3 separate regions of the Homo sapiens genome follow, and regions 1 and 2 are each linked to region 3. The links are chromatin contacts, found by Hi-C or POLR2A ChIA-PET in ENCODE. All regions are on one chromosome and are shown on one strand. The core of a region is the stretch at or near the end of the contact, and the rest is flanking DNA. Distances in the headings are between cores, read along the strand shown.

Region 1 (3,671 bases), core at 767-3,266, 130 kb after region 3:
TCTTTTCTGTTTCTGGAATTTTAACTCACACATTTTATAAGTTTTTTTTTTTTACAGTATCCTTAAATTCCTTATTCCCCTTTATTTTTCCAATATTTGGTTTTTTGTTCTTATTTTGTACATGTCCCTCTAAACAAACATCCAGTGCAATAATTCTCTTTTTAACTGTGTTTAATCTGCTGCTAAACCAATCAATTGAATGCTAATGCAACTCCTAACTTTTGTCTTCTTAAATTATTTTCAGCTCTTTATTTAAATTTTCCTCTATTTCTTTTATCTCCTTGAACATAGTAAATGTAGTTATTTTTAAACTATATGCTTCATAATGCCAATACCTAAAACATCTACAAGATTGTTTTTATTGCCAGTCATTTTGTGGTTTTTGAAAATCATACTGTAGTGTCTCATTATGTGCCAGTTCATTTTATATTGTGTATTGGACATTTGATCAAGTTCTAGGTTCTTGACCCCAATTTAGCCATTTGAAGAGTCCCCTGTCCTTGGACATAACAATTAATTATTCAAGGATGGTACATGAAGCAATTAGGACTAAACAGAATCTTTTCCAAATTTTTGTTTGTTTGTTTGTTTGTTTTTCCCCCAAGTGCATTAAAAAAGACTTTTATTTTTTCTAGTATGGTTGTTTGGTAGACTGGAATTTGCATCAGGTTTCTTAAAGCTATCTTGTCAACACATCAAGATGTTCTTTCTGAGAAAGCAAGCAAGCATAATTAATCAAAGTCAATAAACAGAGTAATAAAGTCATGATTATATCCTGTTAAATGAGCTTGAGAACTATATCTGTATTAGCCATTCCCACTCCCCATTTGCACAACTCAAGAAATTCCGTTTTTAAATTTAGATTATTTAAATGGGTTTTTTATCACAGTCATTTAAAGAAATACGAATTTGTTGAATCAAGTCAGGTACAAGGGAAATTAGATGATTGTAAAAGAGCTGAAGTAGTTTGTCTGGAGGCAGGAAGACAAAATAGAGGACTATTAATAAATAGCAAAGTTCTAATCTAACAACAATAGAAATGAAGGGAAATATAGGTTATGGATTTGAAAAAATATATTAGGAGAAACAGGTAATATGTTGTGTGTGGAAGCTTCCTAGTGATATTTATCTATTACGGCATCTCTGCAAGTTAAGGATGACACAATTTTCATGACTTTTATGTACTTTCTTAGTATCAGACTGTTACATAGCAAATACTGGTATGTTAACTCAAAATAATTAATTCTGGATAGATCATGTGTTAGCAATTTTACTTTTACTTCTTGTACATTGCTTTATCTGTATGATGAAATATGTGCATTGCTCCCTAAACAGAGAAACTTTCAACGTTCATCTCAGTGGATGTGACAACTTCATTTATCTTAATCTTTGCAAGCAATGGTATAAATATAATTTGCATTGTTCTACAGAAACTATTTCAGTTAAAAAAATAGGCAATCAGCTGCCTTCCTCTCTAGCTTAAGGTACGTGTGACCAGGGAGACCTTTCCAAAAGAAGGTTATAAAAGTACTTAGATAATAGATAAGGCTATCCTGCCCAAACTGGAATACATGCAAGGGGGAGATGAAAGACATCTTGCCAGAGCCTAATGTTTCTAGATAAACATTGCTGGTTGTGGATGATTTTAAAACACGTATCTGCTTTCCTGCGTTTCTTCTATTCACTATTATTGTTGAATCCAACTCTAAAATTGGCATCTGTGGCAGAGGAGCACCTTGTTCTCCATGAAGGGTTATCAAGGCCATAATATGCAGTTTTCCTTTTTCCAGAGTCTTAATTGTACTAGTAATCTCACACTTTACTTTGAATTGTGAGAAATCGGAAAAAAAAGAGCAACAAGAAGAGTGAGTTCGGTTGTGAAACATGGAATTGTTAGTCATAACTGCAACATTTCTCATCGGAAAATCTCTTTCCCAGCTATGGGAAAAATAAAGATTGCTTAGAAAAATTAGAAGGAATGAGACCCTTCTCTCTCATTCTCTCACATTTTTGTAGAGTAAAAGAGGCAAAGAACTCCCATGTCAGAATGAATCATCCGACTGGAATTCACACATAGCATATGATGAGGGGGCTACAGGCTACAAAATGCCAGATGCAAATGTTGAAGTTATAGCACGTTTCTGAAATGGCAACTTGAAGTCAGCCCCTTCACACTCACTCTTTCCAAACCCTGGTTTGTGTCTTGTCACCTATACTATAAACAAAGCAGTAGTATTCATAGAGAAAAATAGGGAGATGTGGAGACAAAGCCAGGGAACTGATTAAGAAAGAAAAGACAGAGAAATCCTGTGTGTTTGCAGCCAAGAATGAAAACCTTACAATTACGCACACTGAGATGTGGGAAGATTCCTCAAATCTTGTTAAAAAGAGTTAAGTCAAACATATTTCTATCAACACTGATTCTGAGACAGTTCCAAAGTCGTATGGTTGATTCTGCTGTGTTTCATCAATGATTGTGCTATATAGGCTGGAGGGAAAATTTGAAAGTTACATCTGGCAAGAATACAGCAAATCCCCAGGAGGTTTATATTAAGGTACCATTCAACTGGCAGGTGTCTTCACATTTGCATTGAGCAATACTTAACTGCAAGTGTTTTATGCTAAGAGAACATGCATGTAGATTCCAATACATGTTATAAATTGTATACTGCTTGGCAATTTCTTTCATTTTAGACATATTTTTTCTTATTAAAAATGTGATAAATATATAGGACAGAAAATTTGTAAAATGTAAATGCATACATACACTCACACAGAAAAATATGAAAGTCACCATAATGGTACTATCCATTGTTATATTATTTTTATTTTTATTTGTTTATATTTTTTGAGATGGAGTCTTGCTCTGTCACCCAGGCTGGAGTGCAGTGGCAGGATATTGGCTCATTGCAACTTCTGCCTCCCGTGTTCAAGTGATTCTCCTGCCTCAGCCTCCCGAGTAGCTGTGATTACAGGCGCCCACCACAATGCCCAGATAATTTTTGTATTTTTAGTAGAGGTAGGGTTTCACCATGTTGGTCAGGCTGGTCTCAAACTCCTGACCTCGGGTGATTCATTCACCTCGGCCTCCCAAAGTGCTGGGATTACAGGCATGAGCCACCGTGCCTGGCCCCATTGTTATATTTTGAAGAAATCAATCTATTAGTGATTTTTTTTTTTACCAAATTGGATTCATTATTGCAATATCCAAACTCAAGGTGTTTTAAAATATAATTGGGAGAAAGGTTGCCAAATGGAAAAATAAATGTGAATATACCTCTAAGAAGAGAGGGAAAGGAAGATATGTTTTCAACAGAAGCTATTTGTAAAATGGGGAAAAATTAATGAAAAGATTATAAGATAGCAGAAAGACGTTTGACATGATATGGTTAGCTTGTTTAATTCTTCATGAGAGTTTTAATAAATTTGTCTTCCCTTTATTTGAACTTACTTTTATTTTACATATTTAAAGCTTTTTTAGTTAAACTCAGTATTTAAAAGCCCCTAATTGGAACCTGCATTGCGGGTAGGAAAAAAAGGGATTTGAAAGATAGCATGAATCAACAATAGCAAGTAGTTGAGTTTGACTGAACAATGGGGCAGTGGTAGGAGTTTAAGCTGGAAAGGAGAGAACAGTGTATAATTAAAGGAGGGGCTTGAAAACCATGCTG
Region 2 (3,614 bases), core at 296-2,795, 170 kb after region 3:
TAATTCATAAGTAACTTAAAGAAGCCAACTGTCTTAATTAATTTGGCTTACAGTGTCTTCTTCTGAAGAAGGTTAAAGAACTTTAATTAGGGTTTTGCAAATCAATCTCCCAAAATTAATTCACCTCACTTAAAATAAATAAAAGTCATATTTGTTGTGTTTGTCTTCCGATTATATTGTGCAATAATGCATAAGGACAATTATTCATAATTGTGTCTCCAGCACCTCACACAAGTCATGGCTAAATACTGGCTAAATTAACCAGGAGAAAAAGGAGAAGGCAAGAACTTTTTGATAAATCAATTATAAATTAACAACTTGGACTTAAAATTGCTTTAGTCTGAATTCTAGAGCAAATAAATCATGTATTTTAATTCAAAACATTTCCTGATGGTTTTGGAAGCCTATCACTCAACTTTTCACAAACCTTTTCCGATCTTGGTTGAATCTCTCAGTGAGTTGTCTTGGCTCATATGGGAATTATCCTGTGCTCTTTAAATACAAATCTGCAGGAATTATGTGGACTGAATACTAACTGGTATTCTGGGATGCCAAAATACATTTGTCTCTAGAAATTTTCTCCTTAGGGGCTGCCAGATGTTTTCTTCCTCTACAGGAATTTATTTTCATCCATAGACCCTGTCAGAGGGGGTAACTTAGTCATCCATGTGTGTTCTCGGAAACACAAAGCCCAATTCAAACTGGTTAAATGATCACAGAAATGTCTAGAAGTGGGTAGGCTTCAAAGTTAGCCAGACTGAATTCTCCAATGATGTTATTAAGCACTTAGTTTTCCTCTTACCTTTCTGCTCAGATTTCTGTAGAATCAGCTCTATCCATGATTTCAAAATGGCAGTCAGCAACTCTGGAAGAAACATACTTTTTCTTTTACCCTGAGAAAAAGGCAGAGAGAATACTGCATTTGAATTGATTCAAAAGCAAGAGAGAGGTTAAGAAGTGAAAGAGTATGAGTAAATCTTTTGAGGAGTTTGCTGTAATGGGAAAAGAGAAACCCAGTGGTAATTGCAGGAAGATATGAGGCCAAGGAGAAATAAAAGAGGGAGTTAGATATTACAATTATGATGATAATGATAATAATTTTTCCAGTGGGTTGGGAAAGAAATAAAAACGTGTTTGAGCATGATTTCCTATCTATTCACTATTAGTGTCTCTTTTTCTGTGAACTACCTGTTCTTTGCCTATTTTAGTTAGTTGTCTTCATTCACTCTTGATACTAAATATTTTTTATACATATTATCATTTTTTTCCAAAATTGTCACTTGTTTTTAGTTGGTATTTTTCTGAAGAAAAAGTTGAAGGATGAAATCAAATGGTTATTCTCACAGAGGATTTAAACCTCGTCTAAACCCAATAAAATTTTTAAAAATATTCTAATGCTAAAATTTAGGATTGCAACATGTAGTGCAAAATACCATTCTAATAATATCTTATGTCTTGGAACACTTAAAAATAGCTACGATTTGTCAAGGTTATAACTAGTGCCAGGCATTGTGCTTAAAAGCTGTATGCATTATCTTATTTAATTCTTACAGTCCTGTGAATGAAACATTGTGACCTCAAGTTTACAGATGAAGACAATAAACTTCAGAGAGTTCAAGTATATCACTCAAGGTTAGTCATTAATAACTAGGAATAATGAATAATCATGAATAATCTTGAACTATCCTTCTTCCTATGCCTGTACTTGCCATTCAGTTCATTCCATTTGTTCTTGCCATGTAAGGATTTGTTCAGTTTCTTCTACTGATTACTGTGTTTCTTTTTCCCCTTCCTTTCTTCCTCCTTCATTTTTTTTTCTATAAATCTTGGTTTAAATAAAGTCAGTTTTTGTAGTTAGCATCTGAGAGAGGAAAAGTCAAAAGAAAAGTGTTGGCACATGACATTGTAAACTCAGTCCAGATTTGAACCCTGGTCTAATTCCAGACCACTACTCTAAACCCTTGAAGTGTGACTTCCAAAATCAATGATCATTAGAGTTTAATCTGACCTTGGAAGTCTTCCACTGTTACTTCCTTAAGAAGCAGTATAGGATGGTTATTAAAAGTTTGGAGTTCAATCCTGTCTGTGTCATTTATTAGCGATTTTCTTGGCTTTATAGTTTATATCCATAAGATACAAAGAATATAATCAACCTCAAAGGATGACTGATTATTGGGATAGATGAGATGGTACAGATAGCAGTGCCTGGCATTTAGTAAGTACTCAGCAATTACCAGCTGTTATTTTTTTCTTCCCAGCTGATACCCAGATCTCTTTGTCTGTGGGTCTAAGTGATTACCTACAGTTAAGATAAGTATTTCCTGTTAAAGGGAATGCATTGTCTGCTATAATGGTCCATTTTATCTTTGGAAAGTTCCAGTTATTTGAACCTTCTTCCAAACAGACAGCTAAAAGTTGCCCTTCTCAAAATAATTGTTAACAATCCTTTTTAGGATGGCATACAACAGACAACCAACATTTTGAAGATTATTATTATATTTATTTAAGTTGTCTTCTAACCAAGAAAAAAATTTACAATGGTTATCTTCTGTGTGCCCAAGCTCATCAATGACCCCCAAAGTTCTGAATAGAACCCTCTTCTACAAGTGAGACTGGAAGAGCCCACAGATAGGCAGGATTATACTCCTCCTTCCTCTGGGTCATCTTTATTTGGCCAAGTCCCTTTTGCTTACTTATATAGTTATCCAGCTGACACATACACTACTTAGAAGTCAAATCATGCTATTTTTGTGCAACTGAGGTTTTGAACCCAGATGTAGAATTTATATTTGGCCAACAAACTCAGGCATCTGTAGTAAGTGACTATTTCCAAGATGTTATAATTTCCCTATTCTTACAATACAATTAATTCCTCAAAAATAATCAGAAATAAGTTTATGAACTGGCATTTCATAATTGAGACAATAAAAGTATTTCTTAATAGCTTTTTGAAAAGGATTTTAATTCCAACTATTTCTTTAAGGATCATCAATGTTCAGATACTACATATAAAAAGATATCATCATTTGATTATATCTACACACTCAAGTTTCAGAAAACAGCTTGATTTTACTTCTTATTTCTTCCTATTAGGCCAATGAGTAATCTTGGACTATCCTTCTTCCTATGCCTGTGCTTGCCATTCAATTCATTCCATTTGGTATTGCCATGTAAGGATTTGCTCAATTTCTTCTTTTGATTACTATCTTTTCACTTTTCCCCCTTCCTTCCTTCCTTCCTTCCTTCCTTCCTTCCTTCCTCCTTCCCTCCTTCCCTCCCCCCTTCCTTCCATCCATCCTTCCTTTCCTTCCTTCTTTTTCTTCTTCCTTCATTTTTTTCTCTAAATCTTTGTTTAAGTAAAGTCAGTTTTTATAGTTATATGGGACAATAAGCATCTGAGAGAGGAAAACTCAAAGAAAGGTGCCGGCATATGACATTGTAAACTCGGCCCAAGCCACTGCCTAAATAGATTAAAACTCACCCTCTTGACACCAGTTAACAATAAGCTATATTTCCTAATCTTCTTATTACTTTTTAAAATATTTACATCCCATTCCTTTCCTACCAAATATAGTTTTAGATGCTCACAATAAAAGAATAATGCAATCAGACTG
Region 3 (3,355 bases), core at 222-2,721:
CACTCCCACCAACAAAGACTTCTTTCTTAAGCCCTTTGAAAGGGTCTTTGGACACAGTTTCCTTGTGTAACAATCACTAAATCCTATTCTCTCGGAATGGTGATACGCCTTTGCTCCCAGCTACCCTTTGAGTCACTTCTCCTCTTTCACTGTGTGGTAGGTGACCTATTTTACAGGACTTTCACCAAATGTTGCCCCAGTTACCTCCAAATTTAATTCTAACAAGAGCAAGGCCATCTTGTGGGAATCAAAGTACTTATCAGGAAGCCTTGTGCAGGGGTATGCCTGCTTACGAAAGACTGGTAGCTATGTCTGTTTTCACGTCCTCTAAATTAATCCTGTGCTTTAAAAAACTCTTTCATTGAAAATAAAGGCTGTAAAAATAAAATAAAACTGCTGTAACAGGCAAGCCTTGATTTCTGAACAGAGCTTGACAGCCTCTACAAGGTAGGACCACTAGCTTGGAACTTAGTGAAGGCACAGCACAAAAATGCATTAACGTCAGCTCTGACTTCCTGTCACAAGAACTGAAATCACTTTGTGGCCCATATGTGCTGTTTCTGTGGGGTGGCTGAAAGGTGAGGTCATCTACTACCTGTAATTTCTTCATAAAAGCAAATAGTTTTTACCTATTAAAACAAACTAACATCGTTTTTGAGTGGAGAGTTGAGAACATTTGTTGATCAAATCAATATTTGCTTTTATTGATGAGTCACTGTTACAGTTGCTTAGAATTCCAAATCAAAGTTTAAAAACAAAATACCAAATATTCTGCTGTTGATTTGGGAATTAATAAAAATTAACATGAAGACTTTTAGTTCGTTTATATAATAATGACAAAACCCCAAATATATCTCCATCACAACTATTTTATTTTCTTCCCTTGTGTAGAAACTGAACAGGTTTAAGAAACTAACAAGCTCTCCTTGGCCTCTGTCTTGCCTGTGATTGGCATTTGAGGAGCCAGGTGAGCACTCATGGTGAGACAAATCTATCATTTCTCCCGGATAAAGCAACCCAAGTGTAGCTCTATGGATACGTCAGTAGTCCATAAGATTTATGTTCCCTCAAAATATCATCTTAAAGCAAGGGAATTTGTTGTTGATACACCAATAAACTTTCTTCTTATTTCAATTGAATCCGTCACCCTGGGTGTATTGATTTCAGTTTTCTTGCCTCAGCATGTTTTTTCTTTCCTTTTTGAAGTAATCCCCCTTGAAATTTGTAGTAAAAATGGAATCCATCTCGCTCCTTCCTTGGATCCACTGGTCTTGGAACTGAATTCTGCTTGCATGCAGACGTCCCAGGGCGTCAGAATTTGAACTTCTGTTTCTGGGCTGGGAACTGGATCAGTCGTATCCTAAACTAATAAATGATTTGGGGTTTGAGGAATCTTTTCTTTTTCTCTTTAAACTAATCTCAGAACAATACTGAATCGTAAGGTCGTTGTCAACAGCTTGCTCAATTTGTCCTTTTAAAGAACCTTTCCTTCCTGGCTTGGCCAGCTGCAGCCTCTTGACTCGAATGTGCTGTCTTGGATCTGCTCTGGAATTCAGTCTGGCCTCACATCTCAGCTGACTTTATAATTCAAATGTAATTGCTGATGCACATTCAAAAATCTTCAGGAAACTATAAATGCTTATTTTAGCTTATAAAAGTGGTGATATTTATATTTGAAGAATGTTAACATGACTACTAGAAAAATGCAAATTTATCATCCTCTACCATCTAGGACTCTGTTAGCAGGTCTCATCTGGGGATAAAGGTTTGAAGAGAGTTTTGTCTATTTATCTTGGATCTTAAAAAGCACAAAGTGCCAAAACAGGGTGTGCAACATAGTCGGTAAAAATAGGAGTCCGAAGTATGTTTTAATCCAAGACTTAGCGTTGACTAATAAAACAACCATCCTCGTTATTTTCTCCCTCATCCTTAAATAGCTATAAGATCTGACAGTATGTCCCAACCATCATTGGCCTCTAGTGAGAATGAGCTACTATGGGCCACAGCCCACCATCCCTGGGAGTTCACATCACAGATTCTGGAATCATCTTTACAGCTCAGGGATTAGCATCTTGAGTTTGGACTCTGGTTCATGGATGTTGCCTCCTGCCTCTCACCACCCCATATCTTCCTCTTGCCTGCTGCCTGATGTTTGTCTTCATGCACACCTTGTGGTAACCCTTGGGTTGCAGGATTAAGACCAAGTGCCTAAGCATAGACCTCAAGGCTCCTGACTACTCTACCCCTTCCTTGAAGGCACTCTGTGTCTTGGCCACTCAGAGCTACCTAACTTGCCTTGTGTCGATTTTCTCCTCTCACAACTGTAAGTCTTTCCACTGTTACACTTCCAGCTGCTTTAAATTCCCTTCCCCTTTTCTCAACCTGATACAGGATCCATATCCCTTAGTTTCTATAACTAGCTTTAGTTTCTATCACTAACTTAGTTCTATAACTAGCTTTTCACTGCAATAAGCCCTTTCAGTCTATGCGACAGAGAGAGGAGCTGTCCTCTCATTGCTCCCTGGGTCCCTTTACGTAGCTTTCACCACGCTGTGGTTATTGATTTACTCCTCTGTGTTTCCACATCCACCTCCAGGAGGCTGTGATCTTCCTAACCAGAATCCTGTTAGTTTTTGTCTCCCATCCCCTATTGCTCAATAAATGTGGGAGGAAGGAGGACAGAGAGAGGAAGTGGAGAGCCCTGGAGGTCTCACAACTTCTATTTGGAATTAACAGATCCACACAGGGCATCTTGACTCTTCTCATCCCCATGCCCTACACACCATACCTGGCCCCACCCCCACGTCTTCCTGGCTTCTGCATTTTACACACCACTCTGTTGAAGCCATATAGCTGCAGATCTACCTTAGGTCCTGTGTTTTCCCCTCCATGGCCAGGCCCTAGCTCATCGGTCCTCCAGGCCCAGCCCAACATGTATGTGCCACTCCATCATTCCCCAGTCTTGGGTCCTCTCTTCCTGGGCTATGGCCACAAGAACTTCTGGCAATTACTCAAGAAGTCTCTGCACGCACTTCCCACCTCATGACCTCGTATGCACATGGTGGCCACTATGTTCTTCCTCCATGCCTCCCTTAGCTAGATCCTCCTCAGCCACGGGATCTCAGTGTATAAATCACTTCCCCAGAGAATTTTTTTTTTTTTACTTCTCTGTCTGAAGCATTGACCTCCTTCTATCTCTCCTTGTTAATTCTATAGCAGCCCTTTTGTGGACTTCTTGGCAGACCACAATTTTATATCAATACTCTGGAGGGTTTTTTTTGTTTGTTTTTTTTTTTTTTGTTTGTTTGTTGTTTTCAGAGTCTCACTCTGTTGCCCAGGCTGGAGTGCAGTGGTG

What was found. Hi-C counts contacts between places; a loop is a spot of excess contacts on that map. ChIA-PET counts read pairs that join two places held with the same protein, here RNA polymerase II (POLR2A). Pooled maps may share reads with other maps.
Region 1: a loop to region 3 is called in a map of chondrocyte, with 2.6 times the contacts of the local background. The contact joins two enhancer-like sites. A Hi-C loop is called at or near these places in 3 of 168 maps with a recorded cell type or tissue (IMR-90, aorta and chondrocyte) and 3 of 50 pooled maps. POLR2A ChIA-PET finds 5 or more read pairs at or near these places in 1 of 52 experiments (activated T-cell).
Region 2: a loop to region 3 is called in a map of ascending aorta, with 3 times the contacts of the local background. The contact joins the promoter of LINC00924 here to the enhancer-like site in region 3. A Hi-C loop is called at or near these places in 3 of 168 maps with a recorded cell type or tissue (aorta, ascending aorta and esophagus muscularis mucosa) and 4 of 50 pooled maps. POLR2A ChIA-PET finds 5 or more read pairs at or near these places in 1 of 52 experiments (GM12878).

The regions. Positions count from the first base shown.
Region 1 is chr15:95,392,820-95,396,490 of GRCh38, forward strand. No RefSeq gene overlaps it. Among named protein-coding and RNA genes, the nearest start is that of LINC00924, 38 kb to the right of the region's middle. Within about 2 kb of position 2,017, at least 2 of the 41 ENCODE cell types and tissues checked have a DNase peak (open chromatin) inside an H3K27ac peak, as active enhancers do.
Region 2 is chr15:95,431,548-95,435,161 of GRCh38, forward strand. It overlaps LINC00924 (long intergenic non-protein coding RNA 924), which reads left to right and starts at 1,546. Exons shown (of 6, transcript NR_027133.1): 1 at 1,546-1,632.
Region 3 is chr15:95,265,085-95,268,439 of GRCh38, forward strand. No RefSeq gene overlaps it. Among named protein-coding and RNA genes, the nearest start is that of LETR1, 60 kb to the right of the region's middle. Within about 2 kb of position 1,472, at least 6 of the 41 ENCODE cell types and tissues checked have a DNase peak (open chromatin) inside an H3K27ac peak, as active enhancers do; they include ascending aorta, where a contact is called at or near this core.